2 separate regions of the Homo sapiens genome follow, and region 1 is linked to region 2. A link is a contact called in ENCODE Hi-C data. All regions are on one chromosome and are shown on one strand. Each heading gives the region's core, a stretch centred on a gene start or an enhancer-like site at or near the end of the contact. The rest is flanking DNA. Distances are from core to core; before and after follow the strand shown. Region 1 overlaps GMDS (GDP-mannose 4,6-dehydratase). Region 2 overlaps GMDS-DT (GMDS divergent transcript).

Evidence for each region. A loop is a pair of places that touch in the nucleus more often than their neighbours do. Pooled maps may share reads with other maps.
Region 1: a pooled map shows a loop between it and region 2 (2.6-fold over the local background). The contact joins two enhancer-like sites. A Hi-C loop is called at or near these places in 1 of 168 maps with a recorded cell type or tissue (endothelial cell of umbilical vein), 2 of 37 single-sample maps with no recorded cell type and 7 of 50 pooled maps.

Annotation. Positions count from the first base shown.
Region 1 is chr6:1,769,090-1,775,401 of GRCh38, reverse strand. The region is part of intron 7 of GMDS (GDP-mannose 4,6-dehydratase); the gene reads left to right. Among named protein-coding and RNA genes, the nearest start is that of FOXC1, 160 kb to the right of the region's middle. Within about 2 kb of position 4,866, at least 4 of the 41 ENCODE cell types and tissues checked have a DNase peak (open chromatin) inside an H3K27ac peak, as active enhancers do.
Region 2 is chr6:2,349,924-2,356,144 of GRCh38, reverse strand. All of the region lies in intron 4 of GMDS-DT (GMDS divergent transcript), which reads right to left. Among named protein-coding and RNA genes, the nearest start is that of GMDS-DT, 110 kb to the right of the region's middle. Within about 2 kb of position 2,089, at least 2 of the 41 ENCODE cell types and tissues checked have a DNase peak (open chromatin) inside an H3K27ac peak, as active enhancers do.

The DNA of each region.
Region 1 (6,312 bases), core at 3,617-6,116, 580 kb after region 2:
AGTAAAAGGAAAAGGCACCTTCCTCTAAGACACTCAAAAGATGCCTTTGAGCTAGCAGCCACCCTGTAGAATTGGTGGTGGTTATGCAGTGTTTGTCTTTTAATATTTGCATCGTTTTGGCTCTTCCAGTATCTCCAAATACCATGCAGATAGAAAGGAAGATGTTGTATGAGTAAAGAAGATGAGTAGTGGGGTCTTACCAAGGTTGTCCATAAAACTCCCCACCTTCAGCCATGCATGCGCTTGCTAGCATAATTCTCCATCTCTTCTCTAGAAGGCTTGGTATTTCTGAAGAACTTCATTCCTGGGTCCTTGATTTATTATTACTTTTCCTGTCAATCATATTAGCTGTTACAGATTTTATTAAGTTGTTGTCTCTAACAGACTTGTCTTTCGGAATCAGCCAAAGACAGGAGGCCATCGAGCAGGCTCCGCTTGGAAATTTCTCATCCCCTTCAACTCCCCCTGGAATGGACATTCCTCGCTAGTCAGCCTGGCCTTGCCTCTGATGAACTGCCCACCTTCAGCTCTCTGAAACTCAGTTCCCTTTCCTCAATCTCCAGTCTTCTGATCCCTGAAGTTACATGCCACACTGATTCAATCAGATGACTGCAGTGATGACTGATGAAAGTTTGCTTCTTTATAACCACAGAGGAGAGTTTTGGAAGCTGTTCCTTTAGGTGAAGTCGTTTCCACCCCAACATGAGTTAGCATGCCTTTCTGCACATATGTTTTCAATGTGACTGTAGCCTGAAACATCTTTCCTGGATATTTGGTGAGACAGACAGAAGGACGAGTGTGTGCATTCTTGTACATGTTTGTCTGTGTGTCTGCACATTTACACACAATCATCATTTGGGGATGCTGATGGGCCCTAATCCACTTTAATAACACAGTGAGAGATTGCCTCATGCTTTGCTTTATAAAATATGAAAACTATCTGCAGCTGTGAAGGAATGACCCTCATAATTCATCTGAGAGCCTGCCCCTCTTCCTTGTGGGATATACTCCATATCTCATATCAACTCATTGCTCTGAGTGTCCTCCACAGATGCAGAAAGATCCTATGATAGATGCTGTGATTTCCGCAGCGGGGGTGGTTAGCCTGTGACATGTGAGTGATGAGGCACAAGTGAGTTACGAAGACAGTACATCTCTCCACACCAGATAATATACTGTCCTTTATTCTGCAGCTATGTTTATATGAACATTACAGCTAAGAAAAGAGATGAGGGAAGTAGAATTCTTATGGTTTTGATTCATTTATTTATAAGGCCTTGCCTCTGATATAGTCAGCACTCTTTGGGAATTTTTTAAGGAGCAACAATGGTCATCACTTTCTTCTTTCAAGATTTTCTTCAATTAATTTTTGTACGTCATGTTTGGCTTCAAATAGTTTGTCATTTCTGTGCTTTAAATTAAAGCTACTACTCAAAATTCAGTTTAGTTCCTGTTTTTCAAAAATGTACAGTGTATAGTGGTTTGAACTTTTGACCCAATAGTAAATGTTTGAAGTCTGAGATACTCATAAACTGTTAATGGATTTGATATTTCTTAAAAACAAGTCTACACCCTTTCATGTGAAACTCTCCTGGGTGCTTCCCAAGGAGACTGAAATCTTGATTAACTCTTTCCTTCTTGGAATAAGATATAATTACCTCCACGGTAGTTTCTTCCTTGCAAATCCTCTCAAGAGGAGTGAAACGGTTAGAATTCCTGTGTCAGACACTCCCCAAGGAGAACTGGGCCAGTCCATCTGACAGCCATCGATGCTGCTCAGCACAGGCCTGTTTCCGAGCCAGTCGAGCCCTTCTCTGGCCCACTGTGAAGCTGTCACACCACACGTGCTCAGATTTCCCTCCGATGTGCACGCACCTGCCCAAGGGCAGCCCTCTTCCTCCATGAGTGTCACTCTGCAGGTTGTAGTCCCCAGGCATCCCCAACCACTTTGTGAAACGATTTAGCACCAACATGTATTTCATGCCTAACACTTCAACATTGCTGAGCGCTAAACATTCTAAGCAGTGGTCAGAGCTTTCGTTAATAACCTTGTTAAGAGAAGAGAGTTGTATTTAGAGAATTATTCAGTAAATGCTGTTACTTTCAAGGAATATCATAACTATTGAGAAAGACCTTGGAGAACCCAAATAATATAGATATTGCTCTCAAATAGTAGACTTCTCTTAAAGTTAAAAAAAAAAAAAAAAGAGGACCCTCTGTGCATTTTCTAACTGCCTTGAATGCATATAAAATGTAAAGGCCATGCTCTGTTTTTCCCCTTGAATTTCTGCTGCCTTTTTTCATCATCCAGTGAGTTAGTCTAAACCCTCCTTGCCAAGAGCCTCCTCTGTCCTTGCAGTTTGCTTTAACCCTGCCATTTGAGCCTCATGTTTGCAAATAGGGATTAGCAGGCTCTGTCATTCACAAAGTAAGAATATGATTTTACAATATTGGTTCCAGCTAATGACAGTTAACTGCTATTTTGCTCTGAAACATCCATTTCAGCTTAAGCATGAGGAATATTAAACAGGAACACAGAGGTAGTATTTTCAATAAAACTCTCTTTCTAGAAACTAGTTGTTGCTGACAAGCCACCACCTACAGAACAGTGGAGAGGAAGCGAAGCGACCCTGAGTCCATGCTTGTTTTTGTTTTTTACGTTTGGTGTCATCACGAACCCTGACCAGTTTTTCAGCCAGGCTTCGTCTGCAGTCATCAGCTGGTTTTCAAAGTTCTTATATGCCAGTCCCCACGAACGTATACTCCCCCGTGCTTTGCTAGTCTAGATAATCCAGCACATGATGGCAGATGATGTTGCACCCCAAACTTCAGTGGATGACCTCTGCATCTCTGTTCAAGCGTTTTTTACTTTAATTGAAGAAATAAGTAGAATTTGTAAAATGTCTAACCATTGTTGGATGCAGTTCCAGTACCCAGTGAAATCCTTTAATGGCCCCTTTTGGATTTGAAACTTGCCTTTTCTCTTTATGTGCAGATTCAAATGGAGGGGGTATGCCATGTTTTTCTCTGGGGATTAAAAGAAAGGACTCAGGAAATTATGTGCATCAGAATTTCTCCACACATACTACAAGCACTTTCCAATTATAAGAAACATGTTTTTTCTTTTCTTTAGCATATTCCTTCCTTGTCCTACCCTCAGGGGTTAAAAAAGAGAGAGCTCATGCATTGGATTTTGATTATGGTCTTCAATTCATTGTCTCCTTCTTCATTTTCCTTGTAACAGTAACTGAAAATAGCATGAGATTTTGGAGATTACAAAAGGGCAGTGTATACTTGGACACATTATTGTACTGTTTTCATAAATATCATTCTTCTAGTCCCTGTAAGCCCAGACCTCAGTAAGGCTACAGGTTTCCGCTCACAGGGCTGTTCTTTCTATTGCTGTTGGAAATTACACAAAAACCTTCTTTGCCTGCTCTTCCTTTTCTTTCTTAGACTCTAAAGTTTCTCCTGAGACTGATTGCCTCCTAGATATATGTTCGTGTTTCTCAGATAGCTCTTCTCTTCTTCCCCTTCTTGGATTTTTACAGTATTCATAGAGCTGAGCTTAAGCATCATACTGTACCAATAGATGCTGATAACGTAGGATGCTTTTCTGGCTGGACATATCAGATATTGTCAAACTCCAGCTTTCAGTTGGACCACTTCTTATTTCTGCACTGTGTGACTTTGACAGATCAGCGAACATCTCACAGGTTACAGTAAGATTTGCACAAAACTCAGAAATGTGTCATGAGGAACAAATGACATCTGCATGAAGGTGTTTTGCAAAACAGACAGTGCTGTGTAGCTGTAGGATGCATGCATCCAATTTACTCAGAGGAAATGGCATCATCAGTGCACACTATTGTAGCCACCATTGTATTGACTCACTACTATTTGCTTGGCACCGTTCCAGGCACTTCACACTCCTTTTCTTGTGCATTTTGTTTGGGCCTGCAAAGGAGGCATTGTTATCATAATTTTACAGCGGAGGTGACTTGCCAGCGTCACAGTCATTAAGTAGCAGAGCTGGGATTCAAACCAGAGTGTGTCTGAGGCCCAGGCCTTCCTCATGGTTTCTTTCAGCATCCTAAGTTAGGTTGAAGAGAGTGAGGAGGAAGAGAAGACAAAGAAACCCCCAGCACAGCCATCCTCAGTGGGATGCATCTGGAACTGAATATGATTTGTTTGACTGTCTGGAAGCTGACACGCTCCAGATTAATCACACTTTCAGGCTTAGATGGCTTCACTCCAAAAGAATATTGATATTTTAACACCAGGGAGGGGCTATTTTAGCATATTCTGTGTAAGAAATAAGTGACTATGCCTTATAAACATTTCACTTATTTAATTTATTTAATTTTAGTTTGTTTATATATCCTATGAAGACATGAATAGCTCATTATTTTACATATATCAAAAATATCTGGGACTGCCTGAAAATGGAAATTAAATAACACTTTTCATAAACTCACAGTCAGAGCTCCATGCTGCAATGGCAAATGCCTCTTCAATTATTACCTTGGCAGTTTTCTTTCTTATTGGATCATCATTTTAAAATACCTTTTCAGAACAGTTGACTGGATGCTTTTGGTATGCAGACTCCTGATTAAGTGATCTTCTATCCTCATTAAGAAGACCCTTTTGGATGTTTCTGACTAATCTTCTGCCATCTCACTTTCACTTTCCTGGTATAAATTTTTGGTTTACTACTCAGTGGTTGGCTCTCAAAACAGGAAAGCAAGTTTGACTTCATAAAACCAACAGCTAACACTTGCACAGTGGTTTACCACTTACAAAGCAAGTACTGTTCACTCTCATTGTCTCACTCCCCACACCGTGGGGTCATGGCAGGGACTCCAAATCACCAAGGAGGAAACGGCCATCCCAGAGGCGCTCTGCAGCAGCCGCGTTGATGGTGTCTGTGGCTTCACCCTATGTGTGCTCCACGGTCAGATTCTCCGCTGCCACAACAAGATTCGATAGTTCCTTGTGTCCCACACAGCTTTACGTACAGTGCCTTACGCGTGGTCTTCAGTAAACACATGCAAAATTGAAGCATCAGTGAGTGAAAGATCACTGGAAATTGTGGCTTTCTCTCTGAAAATCCAAATTTCCTAACCTAGGGTCTAAAACTGTCTGTGAATTTCCTCAAGTCGTAGGTAAAAATGTGTTCGTGTGTTGGCTCACACATGTGTGCAGTTCTCAGGGAAGAAGATATCCTCATTTTTCATCAGATTCTCAAAGGAGTCCATGACTCAAGTAAAGTTAATAATAAGTGCTTTTAAAAATTAAACAGAGAACCCCAAAATGTTGTAAGATTTTAGTTAGCATTCATAACAAAAGATATCAATCATTAGAAAGTTACATTTAGGCTGGGTGCGGTGGCTCACACCTGTAATCCCAGCACTCGGGGAGGCCGAGGCGGGTGGTCACTTAGAGTCAGGAGTTTGGGACCAGCCTGGCCAATATGGCAAAACCCCATCTCCTCTAAAAATACAAAAATTAGCCAGGCCTGGTGGTCCACGCCCATAATCCCAGCTACTTGGAAGGCTGAGGCACGAGAATCACTTGAACCTGGGAGGTGGAGGTTGCAGTGAGCAGAGATCACGCATTTTTTGGTTGTGGAGATCACGCCACTGCACTCCAGCCTGGGTGACAGTGCAAGACTCCGTCTCAAAAAAAAAAATAAAAAATAAAAAACATTTAAACTCTGTGTTACCTAAAGGATATCAAAATTTTGTGTCTGTGCTAATTGATGTTGGTTTGTTAGAGCTTTAAACTATTGAGGTCGAAGCTTGGGCTTCAGTCTTCCTCCTGGCCAATTAATAGCCTCGTTAAGTGGCTGAGGATTTCACTGAGTCCTGCCAGTCCCCTTGAAAATGCCCATGAGGGGTTAGCAAAAGGGAAGGCAGGGAATTACAGAATGCCAATCAATTCCATCCCTGTGCTTCCTGGGTTGTTTGTGTTTTCATAGCTTCAGTGTGAATATAACTTGGATTTTAGCTGAGAAGTAGCTTGACACAGGTTAAAGTGTCATTTTCTTTATTTCCTCCAGCTTTGAGAGAATTTGTTACCCCAGTATTGGACATTCCAGAATTCTGTTTACTCACAAGTTAGACTGCATACCTTCTGTTACACTGGTTGCTTCTGGGAGAAGGATCCGCTTCCTCTTTATCTCCGTAAACCCAGTTCTATTAGTGTCAGTTATTGTCGTGAAGCTTGAGTGAAAGTCGATCACACAGAATCACCAAGTCAAAATAAAGGACTTTTCTAGGAACGAATTACATCAGTAGATAACCTAACTTA
Region 2 (6,221 bases), core at 840-3,339:
AAGAGCACCTTTTTCTTTAATTTCTCCACTTTCCTCTTTCCACATATGATTTAACACAAGTTTTGCCATAATAGGCTGTCCTTAATAAAGACAACACAGAATGAATTAATAAGTGAATGAATGAATAAAAAACAAATGATTGGATAGAATGGTTCATCATTTGGGATCAATATGTCTATGAAGGATAGTAATGAAAGTATAAGTAGTTGTCAACAGTTTCCCTCTTCTTTCTCACTCAGCAGCAGCCACATGTTCTCACTGTCCTTAAGCAGATCTAGTAGTTGCGTGGAGTGCTAAAGTCTAACTGTGAACTCATCTTTTAATGAAGACGCTAATTTTTAAATCACATGGATGCTATTGATTTGTTTGGCATATCTCATGCATCAATACATATAACATGCATCATCACATACTATAAATTTTTTAAATGTATAGACCCAAAAGATTGTTTTAAGACATAGTAGACCCAAAGTGGAACAATGAATGTGTGAACAACAGTCAAGAAAAAAGTTTAGTTAGTGCTTCATGAGAATACTCATTCAATTAGGAAGTACACCCACTGCTTACTCTAACGTACGTCCTCGTCCTAACTCAGAAACACATTTTGATACTGAGATGACTTCCTTGGCTACACAGGGCCTCCATTTCCCCCCAAAAAGAGGGTTGGATCAGGTGGTGGTTATGGCGTCTCCCAGTTCAAAAAGCCAACAGCATCATTTCAGCGAGGAGTAGTTTAAACTAATGTTTAAAGTATTACAAGTGCCAAGCACTCCAAATAGACTTTAACCACTAAGTAAGAAACCCTGGGCTATTCTCCAAGAGTCTTAAAACTTGCTTAGAGTCCAAGAAGACGGAATTGCTGAAAATAAGTTGTGTTGCCTTAAGAATAGGAACCAAAATATGGTTTTAACCAAAATATTTGATTTGTGTGTTAATACAGACACACTTTTTGTTCTCTGTCCCAGCTTTTAATATTACAAGTCATTTTAAAGTCTAAAACTACGATCAATGGGTTTTTAATGTCATATTTCTCTTAGATTGTTGCTGTTGTTGTTGTTGCTCGGGGTTTTTAATTTCATTTTTCACTAGAAATCTTAGAAATCTGTCAAAGAATAAAGTATGTCTTTGGGCATATATACTATACTTCAAGTTACATGCATTGGAAATTTTACATATGGTATTATCATTGCTTTCAGATTTAGATATTTCAGCTAACACACACGTAGACTTCCCTAAATCAATCCTACCCCTCCACTACCACCTCCACCACTGCTTTTCAAAGGATTTAGCCCATTACACAAATGTTGCTTATATGTATTTCTTCCAGGCAGCTCCCATTGTCTGCAAGTACTCTCTTCAAAAACAAATTCAAAAGTAAAGTTAAATGCAGTCATATTACAGAGATAGCAGCAACAATATTTGGTTAACATAACTTCCCAAAATGTAATGTGTGGTTCGAATAAATTTGTTGGGAAGTGAATGTTTGCAGTAGAAGAGTATAAGCAGATATAAACATCAGAACCTTTACGATTAAATCAACAGAACGCCATTGAAATGTTCTATATCAATGAAGAATGGCTTTAAAGTACAATGCTTTAGTAAACACAGACCCTCACTTTAATCAGTAATTTTAAACTTCCCTTTCACCAAACATTTCACGAATGCCTGCCAGCATGAGATATAATCGGTTAATGTAAGGTTCACCCTCTTCTCCTTTGTCTCCACTATACACATATTTTGAAAATGGAAAGACAAAAAAATGGAAACCAGGGTATTTACAAACGTAATTATTAGCACCACAAAGATCCATAATTCCCATTATTTTATACGTATATTGGAAATGGTTTGTAGCTGCATATGATACCAATACGTATTCACTCCTATCAAAAGATAACAGTCACACCTAAAGGCACATTTCTGTGAAAGCCATTTCACAAAACAGGAAAAAAACTGAATTTTGAAATGATAGAGCTTTGCGTCCTTCTGCCAGGTGTTTTATTTTTATCACATAGTTTCTGTAAGAGAAATTTAGGCACAAATAGTCTTTCTCAATTAGGCCAGCTGGTGGCGGTGTTGACTGCATACCAGAACAGCCTAAACCTGGCAAGAGCTTCTCATTGTTTCAGAAGAGTATTTCCCAAGAAATACAAATGAGTTCATCTTATCTGTGTTTTGAAACTTTCAAAGATATTATTCCCTCATATCAGCGACTACTGTGAACTCCCTTTGTAAAGCCTGATGATCCGTCTATTTCTCTTGGCTCTGTGTACAGCATTCAAGAGACAGGACGTGTTTCATTTCCAAGGCTTAGTTAATCGATGGATATACATTTTATCTGTTCACAGCTAGCACCACTGTTTACCTTGCCCATGACAGGGCTTTGAAACTACATGGGAATTTTCCTATAAGCAGAAGAAAGGGCAACATCTGCATGAGAGAAACACAAGTTTATATTCGGAGTTAGAAACATTAAAATCGTCCAGGCCGCTGTCAGATTAATGTGTATACAGACCCACTCTGGGTATGCAAATCAGGATCTTCCCACGAACTTCTCTTTAATTGTGCTTTTACTTGATATGTCCTTATCTGTGTGTGTGTGTGTAATCTGCCTACTTAATGGAACAATCTCTGACACCAGGGCTTTGAATCATGCCAACAAGATAAACTGAAACCGATCATATTGTCAAAGAGGCATTTATAAATGTAAATACTTCTGTATAATCTGAATAAAATTTTCTCTTTCTTTATTACCAAAGTTCTCAGGTTTACTTACATGCTCCTCTCCTCTCCATATGCATTGCTGAGTTAGTTGTTCATTCCTTTTCTGTAGAATAGAGTTGGCAAATTTTTCTTAAAAGATCAGATCATAAATATTTCAGGCTTTGGGGACCAAGAGGTAAAGTCGAGACTATTACGTGGGCACCTACATAACCACTTAAAAACGTAAAAGCCATTCTTAACTCAAGAGTAGTACCAGATGCAGAGGAAGGACAGATTTGGCCTTGCAGGCCAAAGTTTGCCAATCATCTTCTAGAGAATAAATTCTATCATGGGATGTATGTATATTTTTCCAGTAAAATCCACAAAGACTGGCAGAAAAAAAGACTCTAGCCTGTATATGATGTTAAAATTTTTCTAGTTAAAAATTTTCCAATTTAAAGCTACATATTAGAATTTGATACTAATCATTTATACTTTTTAAAAATGCATACTATTATCACTAAGAAATAAAAATCCTGGACCTGAGATCAGAAAATTTGGCCCAAGAGACACTCATAATGCTGCACAATGGGCTGTGTGTGGCGACAGGGGCAAGAGAAGACAACCAGAAACACCCCCAAATAAATAACCATAATGCTGTGCACAACATACCAAGCACAGCAGGCAATTTTCAGTAACCACCTTATAGCGTGTTTTAAAACTTAGTGTTGACAACACAACATTTTTTTCTTCTTATCGTTAAACATTTTTAGTTTTATTTGTTTTAACTGACTAATAACAATTATACATATTCATGGAGTTCATAATGATGTTTCAATACATATAAAGTGAGTGATCAGATCAGGGTAATCAGCATTTCCATCATCTCAAACATTTATCATTTCTTTGTGTTGGGGACATTTCATAGGCACCAATACCTTAAATTTTAAATTTAGAATTTATATATTTTTGACAATTATTAGCACTGTAGGTTTTCAAGAAAAGATCCCCCTTCTTGCAGACTTGGGACTGTGCAGGGAGCGCTCCGGAGGCCAGGACAAAGGGTATCAGCGATGGGCTGGTGTTGATGTCTCTTCCCTGGAGATCTGAGAGAATGAGGAACTAATCTGTTGAACTAACTTAGAATGAATCATGAGTTTTGGGTTCACACTTTGTTTTTTTTTTTCCTTTCACCAGCAGCATAGGGTATTTTGCAAACTAGATTAGCTAGTAGAAAAGGAATGGCATGAAATAACAGACTCACTCAATAATTATTTGACTTTGCAATATGGTCAAAAATATTCTCAGAAGCTTACTTTTTGAAAATGAAGAAAAGAAACTTGATATGCCTGCATGCTGGGCCCTGACTTAGAGCTAATAGGGACCTTCAATATCATCCAGTTCAGCCCTCTTAGTTCACAGGTGAGTAAATGACAGCCCAGAGCACTTGAGTGGCTTGCCCAAGGCCACACAGCAAGGAACTAGCTATTCCAGGCTGATGCGTAATCAATCTACTTAACAGCAAACTTTCTAGCTCCAGGGACAGAACCAAAAGCAAGTTATTTTTCTTGAAATGAATGGGTCTTTACTTAGACTCACAAGGTAAGAGTAAAATATGAGCTATTTTGAATGCTTTCCAGCATTGTCCAGAAACCCAATAAAAATGGGAATTAAGGGATACAACTCTCACTACTACTCCAGATAGGATAGGTGCAAGCTGTGGAGAGCCGGGGGTTCGGGGGGAAGTGGGAGGTGGGTGGGGGTTTGAGAGCTGGCCTGCAGATGCCCAGGAACCTGAACCCTGCCTCCTCCAGTGGTCACCAGCCACACTGTGTCTGAGGGTCTCCAATGCTGGCAGAGACCTGCAGCCTCTGTCATCGCCTCAGACTGTACCATTCAGCAGCCACCGGGCCCTCCCTTTTGTGGAATCAAAGGGAAGCATCAGGAGAGACCAGGCATCTCAAAGCTGGGCTCTCCAAACATCACGAGATCAACTCCTTAAACATAGGAAGCCAAGCCTCTCGCCCTTCACATTTAAACATCTCAAACTGCTGCGTTCTAATCAAGTCAAGCAGCCAATGTTGTTTTTAACATTTAGAGTCTCTACTTTATGGGACACTGTGATCCATACAATAAATTTTTATCACAAGCTGGCATTTGCTCAACAGGTTCCTGGCTACTGAAGTGGATTACCCTTGGGCCCTCTATCAAGATGGCTTCATGTCTGGATTCCAGGTGACTTGGATAGTTTTCACTCTACTAAACCACACTACCTATAACGCACCTGATCTCCCTTGAGTGTCAGAGTTGGACATCCTGCCCTGTAGCACCATAACGACAAGAGAACCCAATCTTGTAGAGTCAGTGTGATGGTCTGGGGACATAGGAAATGCCTCTTTCTACACAGAAGGAAGATTATATTACGTAGTCCTGGTGAGTTTTTTCCCCATAATTGTCATCCAACATAAACGTCAGTCTCCATACATACGGCCAACAAACACGTGAAGAAATGCTCAGCATCACTGATCACCAGAGAAATGCAGGTCAAAACCACAATGAGACACCATCTCACACCAGTCAGAATGGCTATGGTTAAAACGTCAAAAAAATAACAGATGCCGGTGAGGCTGCAGAGAAAAGGGCATGCTTATACACTGCTGGTGGGAATGCAAATTAGTTCAGCCCCTGTGGAAAACAGTTTGGAGATTTCTCAAAGAAGCAAAAATAGAATTACCATTCAACCCAGCAACCCCATGACTGGGTATACACCCAAAGGAAAATAAATCACAAAAGACACCTGCCCTTGTATGTTTATCACAGCACTGTTCTCAACAGCAAAGACATAGAAACAACCCAGGTGACTATCAATAGTAGATTGGATAAAGAAAATGTCAGCCGGGCGCGGTGGCTCACGCCTGTAATCCCAGCACTTTGGGAGGCCGAGGCGGGTGGATCACGAGGTCAGGAGATCGAGACCATCCTGGCTAACAGGGTGAAACCCCGTCTCTTTTAAAAAACACAAAAAAATTAGCCGGGCGTGGTGGCGGGCGCCTGTAATCCTAGCTACTCGGGAGGCTGAGGCAAGAGAATGGCATGAACCTGGGAAGTGGAGCCTGCAGTGAAGCCGAGATCACACCACTGCACTCCAGCCTGGGCGACAGGGCGAGACTCCTCTCAAATAAATAAATAAATAAATAAGAACGAAAAAATATCAAACTTATACACCACGGAGTACTACAAAGTCACAAAAAAGAATGAACACGTCCCCTGAAGCAACATGGATGCAGCTGGAGGCCATTATCCTAAGCGAATTGACACAGAAACAGAAAACCAAATACTTCATGTTCTCACTTCTTTTTTTTTTCTTTTGAGACAGGGTCTTGCTCTGTCTCAAAAGCCCAGCCCAGGCTGCGGTGCAGTGGTGTGATCACAGCTCACTGCAGCCTCAATCTCTCAGGATCAAGCAATCCTCCCACCTCAGCCTCCAAAGTTGCTTGGACTACAGGTGTATGCCACCATGC